2 separate regions of the Homo sapiens genome follow, and region 2 is linked to region 1. A link is an interaction called in ENCODE POLR2A ChIA-PET data of the cell type or tissue named here. Cell type or tissue: K562. All regions are shown on one strand.

The links. Peaks named below come from ENCODE experiments on the same cell type or tissue, not always from the same donor. Only the 100,000 strongest peaks of a DNase experiment are listed, where the experiment ranks them.
Region 2: POLR2A ChIA-PET joins it to region 1 with 5 read pairs; 5 of 35 experiments call an interaction of 5 or more read pairs at or near these places.

What each region holds. Positions count from the first base shown.
Region 1 is chr17:67,215,273-67,220,272 of GRCh38, reverse strand. It overlaps HELZ (helicase with zinc finger), which reads left to right. Exons shown (of 33, transcript NM_014877.4): 4 at 1,451-1,678; 5 at 4,338-4,374. The coding sequence starts at 1,469. Among named protein-coding and RNA genes, the nearest start is that of HELZ-AS1, 27 kb to the left of the region's middle. In K562, no CTCF peak of the experiment used is centred here; a DNase peak (open chromatin) is centred at 2,622.
Region 2 is chr17:67,164,947-67,169,946 of GRCh38, reverse strand. HELZ (helicase with zinc finger) reads left to right here. Exons shown (of 33, transcript NM_014877.4): 14 at 2,151-2,484; 15 at 3,339-3,469. Among named protein-coding and RNA genes, the nearest start is that of HELZ-AS1, 77 kb to the left of the region's middle. In K562, no CTCF peak of the experiment used is centred here; no DNase peak of the experiment used is centred here.

The DNA of each region.
Region 1 (5,000 bases):
TGCTGCTCTCTATGAGCTGCCCATCAATGACTTTTCTCCCCTCATCTTGCACTGCAGTTTATTGGCAGCAGATGGTTACAGCACAGCGAGGAGAGGGCAGGGCCCATGTGTCATTATAAAAGCCGAGAAGGCTGGCAGAGAACATATATGTAGGCTGGAGGCAGGCGGAAGGGACAAAGAAGTACCGTAAGGCCAGCGGTTAAGGTGGAAGGTAGGGAGGAGCAGGAGAGAGAGAAGGTGGATGCAGGCACGGAAAGCAATCTGTAAGTTTGACAGAGATGGTCAGCAAGAGTGACTCTTTGGAGCAGTATTGTGAATGTCAGGTCAAAGGATGTCGGTCTTCTGTGTCCAAGTTTTCCACCCCTGCCATGAGTGTTATAGCTAGGGAGAAACAACGTGTAAACTCCTGCTATTTCTTACTTGGACTATTTTAGTGATCTCTTACTAATGGCAATGTTTGCCATTTCTTCCCCTGTGGCAAGCTGTGATTTCTTCTATTTCTAACCAGTTCTTTATAGAACTGGTAGGACTTATGTTTGATAGATTCCTTCCGTATTTAAAAAATTTCATCGTGTTCCATTGCCTGTGGAATAAAACCCTTGCTTCTTGTTGTGGCATTTGAGGTCATTCATAGCTTCTCTTACTCCTCTGATGTACCTTGAGTTTAGGCTGTGTATTTTCTCCCCTTGGTGATTTCACTTGAACTCGTCTCTCTGAAAAGCTCACATTTGCTCTCCCTGTCATCTGTATGGTGAACTCCTGTTCACCTTTTGCAATCAGCTCATGCCTTTAGGCAGATGGAATAAGTCTTTTTTGTAATTGTTCATTTGTGCTTTGCCTGTCTTGCTAGAATCTGAGTTTCTTGAAAGCAGAGATGACATGCCCTGTCTTTGCATTCATTGCTGCTAGCACAGGGCCTGGCCCTCGAGAAATGTTTGTTGAATTGAATTAATGGACAGTTCATACAGTTCCAACCAGTTTTTTAATTGGTGGGAAATAATCCTGCATGGTATAGATTTTGGTTTTTTGCAATCATGGTCACAGAACTGTGAGACTGAAATTAGGAAACTGAAATTTGGAGATTTGGATATGAAACGTTTCTGTCCCTTTGGTTAAGAAAGGGGATCCTTTATGGTTTGTTGTATACTTTGCGGTATTCACAGTCATGTTTCATTTCTAAATTTGCCTCATTTATAAATTTGTTATATTGTTGGTATGATCCTGGCTTATGATTGACATTTTGCTTGAATCTTAGTAAAGACTTCATAAAATATCAAAGAGAAGTATAGATTTTGTAGCATCAATAGCTGCTGCTTAGCTGTGACCTTGATCAAAAGGCTAGCTGAGAGTATTCAGATAGATAATTAAGCCAGCTGAGATAGGAATGGGGCTAGAATTTATAATTAATAAGTTTAAAAAACCTTCTCTTGTTCTTTCTCCCTGTCTGTAGGATTTTTGTCCCTGAGTCATGGAAGACAGAAGAGCTGAAAAGTCATGTGAACAAGCATGTGAATCACTTAAGAGGCAGGACTATGAAATGGCCCTCAAGCACTGCACAGAGGCCCTTCTTTCTCTTGGCCAGTACTCCATGGCAGACTTCACAGGGCCTTGTCCATTGGAAATAGAACGCATCAAAATCGAGAGTCTTCTCTACAGAATTGCCTCATTTTTGCAACTGGTGAGTAAACACTGTCAATAAGCCAATGCTGAACTATGTAAAATGGCCTTTTTCATTGAGGGGTGACGATACAAATAGCTAATTCTGGGCCAAAGAGATGTGAGTGAAGTGGCTGGTGATTGCTGAATATATTTGATGGCAAGGTAACTACGTTTTTGAACCTTGAAAACTGTTCTACTTTAGGGCATTTTGGATTATGCACTCACTCAACAAGTATTTATTGAGTATGTACTGTGTACTAGACACTGTTCTAGGTTCTTGTTATATATATTGATGAAAGAGAAAGAAAAGTCTCTTCTTTATGATACTTTTTCTAGTAGGGGAACAGAAAATAAACAATAAGCATTATAAAAAATAAACACCGGCTGGGCGTGGTGGCTCATACCTGTAATCCCAGCACTTTGGGAGGCCAAGCCAGGTGGATCATGAGGTCAGGAGTTTGAGTTGGCCTAACCAACATGGTGAAACCCTGTCTCTACTAAAAATACAAAAATTAGCCAGGCGTGGTAGCGCGTGCCTATAATCCCAGCTACTCAGGAGGCTGAGCCAGGAGGATCGCTTGAACCCAGGAGGCAGAGGTTGCAGGGAGCCGAGGTTGCACCACTGCCCTCCAGCCTGGGCAACAGGGCGAGACTCCGAGACTCCGTCTTAAAAAAAAAAAAAACAACAAAAAACAAAAACCAAAAAAAAAACCCCACCATAGATTGTTAAAAGGTAGTAACCGCATGAAAAAAGGAGAACAGGGCAGGGGAGATTGGGAATATTGGGGTTAGAGATGTGGTTACAATTTTAAATAGAGTGGTCAAGGCAGGCCTCATTGAGAAGGTGATAACCAGAGGCAAGGGGGTGAGCCATGTGTAAAACTGGAGGAAGAGCATTGCAGGCAATGGAAACAGACCCAGCAGCAGAAGCATGCCTGCTGTGCTTGAGTAGCAGCTAGGAGTTAGTGTGGCCAGAGTAGAGTGCACGCGGTGGAGAGGTGGGAGGACCAAAGCCTGTGGGGCCTGCTGGCTCGTGATAAAGACTTTGGTTTTTATTCTCTGTGAGTTGGGGAGCTATTGCAGGGCTTTGGGCAGAGGAGTGGTGTGATCTAATTTAACAGAAATTGTTTGACTTTTGTGCTGAGAATAAACTGTAAAGGGATAAGCGTTGATGCAAGGAGACTAGATTGGAGACTATTAGAATAATCCAGGCCAGAGTGGCTCAGATCAAAATGGTAGCAGTGGAGATAGTGAGAAGTAACTAGGTTTTGGTTTATACATTGAAAATAGAAGCAATCAGGTTTCCTAATGTATTGAATGCAGGGAATGAGGGGGAGCAGTCGCAGTTACTTACCTCGATACTTTTTGTCTGAGCAATTGGAAGAATGATGTTTCCTTCAACTGAGGTTAGAAGGCTACAGCTGGGGAGGAGGTTTTGTGGGGGAAGGTGGGAGTTCAGTTTTGGACGTACTGAGTTTGAGATGTCATTCAGATACCCAGCTGAAGATGCTGAGTAAGCAGTCAGATATGCACGTATGGAATTTGGGAGAGAGATTCATTGAAGACTGTGGGATAGAAGTGCTATATGATGTCTTGAGCCAGCGTAGAATCACCAAGGGAAAATGAGCATCATAGAGAAGAGGCGAGGACTGAGGGCCGAGTCTTGGGCTGCTGCAGTGTCAAGAGGTTGGGGAGCAGAGCAACAACCAGCAAAGCAACCTAAAGAGCAACCCTGAGGAAAGGGGAAAGTGTGAGAGGAAGGAGTCCTGGTAGCCGCGTGAAGGAAGGAAGTGTGTCCAAGTGAGGAAATGAGGAGTAGTGTCAGCAGCTGCCAAGAAAGCCATGAGAATGTGTCTGAGTGGGCACATGTGAATCGTGTGGGTCCACATGGATGCAGTGGAGGTCACTGGTGATCTCTTGAGAGTGGCTTCCTTGGAGTAGTGGGTGAAAGTCTGCTTAAAAAGAGGGCTTAGGAGAGAATTGGGGGAAGGAATTGAAATACATCAACATAGACAACTCTTGAGGAGTTTTGCCATGAAGAGACACTAAAGAAAAAAAAGAGAAAGGAAAAGGAAAAAGAAAAAGGAATGGTAGCTAGTGGGAGAGATAAAGTCAAGGGAAATATTTTTTTAGATGGGAGAAATAACTGTATTTCTGTATAGAAATGAACCAATCAAAAGCAAAAAATTAATGATGTAGGACAAGTCGAGGAGGCTTGCTGGAGTGCCATACCTGCGTAGGCGGCTGAGTTGATCTGCACAGGCGTAGGTTGACTTTAGAAAGGAGCATGGTAGTATGTCTGTTAACAGGTAGAAGGAAGACAGAGTGTATGCTGGGAAGTGGGGAGACGTGGTGGTGACAGTCTATGAAAATTCTCTTCTTGTGGCTTCAGTTTTCTCAGTAAAGCTTTTGGCGGGGAGGGAGGTGCTGATGAGTTAGGGTTAGAGAAGGTGAGAAGTAGGAGTGGGGGTCCATGGACTAGGAAGTATACTGTGACGTTTATTTGTAGAGTGCCCTGTAATCCTCAGAGGGCACATGTGTTAGCTTTGCTCTGTGAATAGTAAGTTTACAACATTAATGATTAAACTTTGAAACAAAGCCAAGTTTCCCTTTGACAACATCTCTGTTAAAAGCAGCTCTTGAAATACTTAATTTTATCTTGTATTTTTGTTTTGCAGAAAAATTATGTGCAAGCTGATGAAGATTGTAGACATGGTATGTTTAAAAATGAGACTCGAATTATTGAATTGAACAATGTTTAAGGTTTGATTTTTTTTTTTGGCTAATTTCAAAAATGATGATAATGTTTGAAAAGCCCACCTTACTGTGGTGGCTAGTGACTGATTTGGATGATGACATTCCCACTGAGCTGGGCATACCTGTGAACATTGCTCTTACTCATGAATGTTTAAGTTCTTGTCACTCCCCTGGGAACATTGATGATGTGTCCTTTTGAAGTTTGTGTGAGGCCGGGTGTGGTGGCTCACACCTGTAATCCCAGCACTTTGGGAGGCTGAGGCGGGCAGATCACAAGATCTGGAGTTTGAGACCAGCCTGGCCAATATGGTGAAACCCCATCTCTACTAAAACTACAAAAATTAGCTGGGCGTGGCGGCGCATGCCTGTAGTCCCAGCTACCTGGGAGGCTGGGGCAGGAGAATTGCTTGAACCCGGGAGGCGGAGGTTGCAGTGAGCCGATATCACAGCACTGCACTCCAGCTTGGGCGACAGAGTGAGACTACGTCTCAAAAAAAAAAAAAAAAAGTTTGAATAGCTCCAGTCACAAGGGCCAAAGTTTAAGAAACATAACTCACATTGAATAAAATGTTAAGCTTAGCTAG
Region 2 (5,000 bases), 50 kb after region 1:
TGGACTTACTTGGAACCACTTATTCCTTTCTTCTTGCCTAGTTTTCCCTTTGGGAATGGGAATGTTTATCCTGTGCTTGTCCCACCATTGTATTTTGGAAGCATGTAACTCGTTAATTTCACAGGCACAACTGGAGAGGAATTTGAATCAGGATGAATTGTGCCTTGAGTCTTATCCGTATCTGATTTAGTTCACACTCTGGACTTGGACTTTAGAGTTGATCCTGGAAAGAGTTAAAACTTTTAGGGGCTATTGGGATGGAATGAATGTATTCTGTATGTGAGAAGAACATGCATTTGGAGGCTATGGGCAGAATGCTGTAGTTTGAATGTCCCCTCCAAAACTAATGTTGAAATGTAATTGCCATTGGGACAGTATTAAGAGGTGGGACTCTTAAAAGGTGATTAGGCCATGAGGATTCCACCCTCATGAGTGGATAATGTGATTATACAGGAATGGGCTCCTTATCATGAGAGTGGGCTGTTAGAAGAGTGAATTCAGTCCTCTCTTGCCATTGCTTTTGCTCACACTTTCGTGCCCTTCTGCCTTCCACCATGGGATGATGCAGCCTGAAGACCATCACCATATGCCAGCCCCTTGATCTTAGACTTTCTATTCTCCAGAGCTGTAAGAAATAAATCTCTGTTCTTTATAAATTATCCAGTCTCAGGTATTCTGTTACGGCAACACAAAACAGACTAAGACAAACCTAAGAAAAAGGAGAAAATGTTGCCACCATTTCTTACCATGTTGTCTTACCTCTTACAGCACCATTTCAGAACAGCAAAGGAGAACTGTTAATTAGTTTACATCTTTCTTTCACTTCATATTTCTCTTTCTTTTTTTTTAATTTGGGGACAGAGTCTCACTCTGTTGCCCAGGCTGGAGTGCAGTGATGTGATAATTGGCTTACTGCAACCTCCACCTCCTGGGTTCAAGTGATTTTCCTGCCTCAGCCTCCTGAGTAGCTGGGATTACAAGTGCCTGCCACCACACCTGGCTAATTTTTGTATTTTTAGTAGATGCAGGGTTTCACCATGTTGGCCAGGCTGGTCTTGAACTGCCCCCCTCAGGTGATCTGCCCGCCTTAGCCTCCCATAGTGCTAGGATTACAGGCGTGAGCCACCATGTCCGGCTCCATATTTCTTGACTGTGTAAATTAATCTTGATTCTCTGTGCTGCCTTTACACATACTCTCTCATACTCACGTGCACACATGGAAGTGTGAGGGAGTATACCAACCATTGTCTGATAAGATAGGCCTTAACTTCTCTTGCCATAATTCCTGCATGAGACCTGCCTCCATGTAGCCATGAATGAAAATTTATTTTAAATGTTATTCATTAACATTATTGAAAGAGATATTTTATGGCTAGAATCTGCTGGTAAGATCTACTTGGAAAGTAATTGGTTTAAAGTCCATTGTAATTTTCAATGCAATGTGTTTCCTTCTGGTTCCAGGTGATTTTAAAGTCTTTATTGTCCCAGTGGTGTGTTCAGACTTTTATATTAATTAGTATATAATATTTCATGTTACTTAAAAAACAACATTTAGTTTCATTTTAAATACTCAGGTGTTTTTTGAATGTGCATATTCTTCAACACAACTTAGCTTGTATCTTTATGTAACTTACATGGGAGTTTATTCACTTAAAAAAAAGTTTTGTTGACCAGGCATGGTGGCTCACATCTGTAATCGCAGCACTTTGGGAGGCAGAGGTGGGTGGATCACCTGAGATCAAGAGCTTGAGACCAGCCTGGCCAACATGTCAAAACTCTGTCTCTACTAAAAATACAAAAATTAGCCGGGCGTGGTGGGCATCTGTAATCCCAGCTACTCGGGAGGCTGAGGCAGGAGAATTCTTGAACCTGGGAGGCAGAGGTAGCAGTGAGCCAAGATCGTGCCACTGTACTCCAGCCTAGGCGACAGAGTGAGACTCCGTCTCAAAAAAACAAAAAAAAAAATTTTTTTTTGTTGTTTCCAGCTTGTATTAAAGGCAGAAAAATACAGTTTTTAGCTCAATGAAGTGGAATTGATATAATGGTTTAATTTTTGGTATGTTTATATTTGATTTACTTTGTTTCACTCTTCTAGTTTTTATATATTTTTGATGTAAAATATTCAAACTAGTTTTCTACTTCTGGTTTAGGTTCAACCTTAAAGTGCAATTGCAGATTCTGGCAAGCTTCATGCTCACTGGTGTTTCTGGAGGTGCAAAGTATGCTCAGAATGGACAACTTTTTGGTCGCTTTAAGCTTACTGAAACACTTTCTGAAGATACTTTGGCTGGACGACTGGTGATGACCAAAGTCAATGCTGTTTATTTATTACCAGTCCCTAAACAGAAGTTAGTACAGACCCAGGGAACCAAAGAGAAGGTTTATGAAGCTACTATTGAAGAAAAAACAAAGGAATATATATTTTTAAGGCTATCTAGGGAATGCTGTGAAGAACTTAATCTTCGGCCTGACTGTGACACACAGGTATGTTTGAAGGTTGCAGCTTAACCATAGTGGTCTGTAGCCTCATTATCAGCTCGTAGTCTTCCTCTGGTTTAGTTTTTCTTCTGCCGTAAACAAAAGCAAAGCTGACTTTGAAGTCTACAGTGGTGGGTTGAAAATTGCACCTGTAGTAACTCCCAGAGAAAAGTGATTCTTTTAAATATAAGTAACATTTAGAATGTTCCAGTGTTATACAAGGTTGAGCTTTCTGATTAGAGTTTTAAATCAGCAATGGAAGAAAAGATGAAAAGAAACTATGTAAGCTACCTCCTGGGACATCTCTCATCTGCAGTTGTATCTGTTCCTGTTCTATCTTTATGGGTTTTTAGGTGAATTATGTCTTCAGTCTGCCATATTTAACTGGAAGACTAATCTTTTCTCTTTTTAAACATAAAACTTGGTGAACATTATTTATTAATTGTAAATTGATAGAGTATCAGGGCTAATCATCTCTCACGACTGGATACTTCACATGTTCTGATCTTTTGCAAAAGTATTTTCATGGGAATGGTAGAATAAAGTAGCCTTTAACTAGAGATTAGGTAACTTACAAATATGTCAATTTCTTAATATGTAAAATGATGTTAATAATAGTATATATATATCATTGGTACTATTAAATGAGATAATCCATAGTAAAGTACTTGTTACAGTGCCTGGTTATAAATGAACAAAGCAAATATTATTCATCATAATTATGATTAGACTATGATTATACTTTAAAAGAATCTCTAAACTTACTGTCCCAAACAGATTCCTCCCAAAGTATTCTAGTGAGCTGCCAGCATTGATGTTTGCTTTCATGCAGTTTTTAAAACATTCATTTTGTCTTTCAGGTTGAACTTCAGTTTCAATTAAATCGATTACCCCTCTGTGAAATGCACTATGCACTAGACAGGATCAAGGACAATGGGGTTTTGTTTCCAGACATCAGTATGACTCCCACCATACCATGGAGTCCTAACAGGTACAAAAAGGCGATATCTTATTAAAGGAAGTTAGGTTAATATTAAATTGAATATCTGTATCAAATAACTCAAGCATACTTTTATAAGAAAGTTTGCCTTTGCTTTTCAGGAGATATTGGTTTAGAAAGGAGAGTAAAAGAACACTTAAAATGAAACATTTGAGGTTCATCATTACTTTTTCTCAGAGTCTAAATGAATTCTACTGCTTTTCTCAACAGCCTTAATTTGATAGGATGCCAAGCAATTTAGGAATATTTCCAAGTAGAAGTTGAATGGGGAAATTAGGGCCTTTCTAAAGTGGTTCCAGTAGTTAATTTAAAATAATTTTTATTTATTTATTTAGAGTTGGGGTCTTGCTCTGTCATGCAGGCTGAAGTGTAGTGGCATGATCATTGCTCATTACAGCCTTGAACTCCCGGGCTCAAGCAACTCTCCTGCCTCAGCCTCTGAGTAGCTAGGATTATAGACACATGCCACTGTGTCTGGCTGATTAAAAAAAATTTTTTTTTGTAGACAAGGTTCTTGCTGTCTTGTCCATGCTGGTCTCGAAATCCTGGCCTCAAGAGACCTTCCTGCCTTATCTTGCCAGAGTTCTGGGATGTGAGCTACTACACATGTCCTAATTTAAAATAATTTTTAAAGATAGGAGAGATTTTTAGAAATTATCAAAATGGATGAAGTACGATAGAAGAAACTACTTCAGAAACTGCTCTCCAGTTAATGGTCGTATAAATATTGTTCTGCTTAAATTTTTTTGGGATGTCTTTACATGTAATGAAGAAGGTACTTCCATTTTGTTATAAGCATGGATGACAGTGAGAGCTGTATGCCTGCATCTGTCTTTTCATCTCTTCACTGGGTTTTATGCCCTTAGCACCTGCCCATGCTCAACTCACAACACCTTTGTTTCTTTTTTAATCTCAGTGGCTCTACAAAATAGAAGTTTATTTATCACTGTGTCAATTCAATCATGGTAGGATGGCCCTTTCCAAGACTAATGGAGCCTCTGGGATCTTTAGTAAGTGGTTTCCAGGGTCACCCTGGGTGTTGACGTTCAGCTGGCCGACAGGGGAAGAGTGAGCACGGAGGGTCACGTGGGAAGCTTTTATGGGCCAGGCCTAGGAGTGGTATATATCACTTCCCCTCACATTCCATTTCTTCTGGTCCTAAAAACAGAACAACACGAAATATGCGTTACAACACAAAACCTCAGTCATTTCTCCCTTGTTTTGCTTACTCTTACTGTGCAGTCCCCTCTGTTCTTTTTAGTGCCAAAATTCTTGAGAGGGAATAGTCTGCGTGTTTCCAGTATTCTTTCTTATTCACTCTGTAACCTCTGTTTTCCTCTTGTGTACTATCCTGAAAGTGATTGGTGATCTACTGATTGTAAAAATCCAGTGACATCTCCCAGTTCTCTTCGGATTCAGCTCCTCTTCATGCTTCCTTTTCTTTTCATTCTCAGAGCCAGTGCTGCTTTTAGACCCGGACTATTTCAGTAGCTTTCTAGTTGGCCTTTTGTCCTGTTGTCTG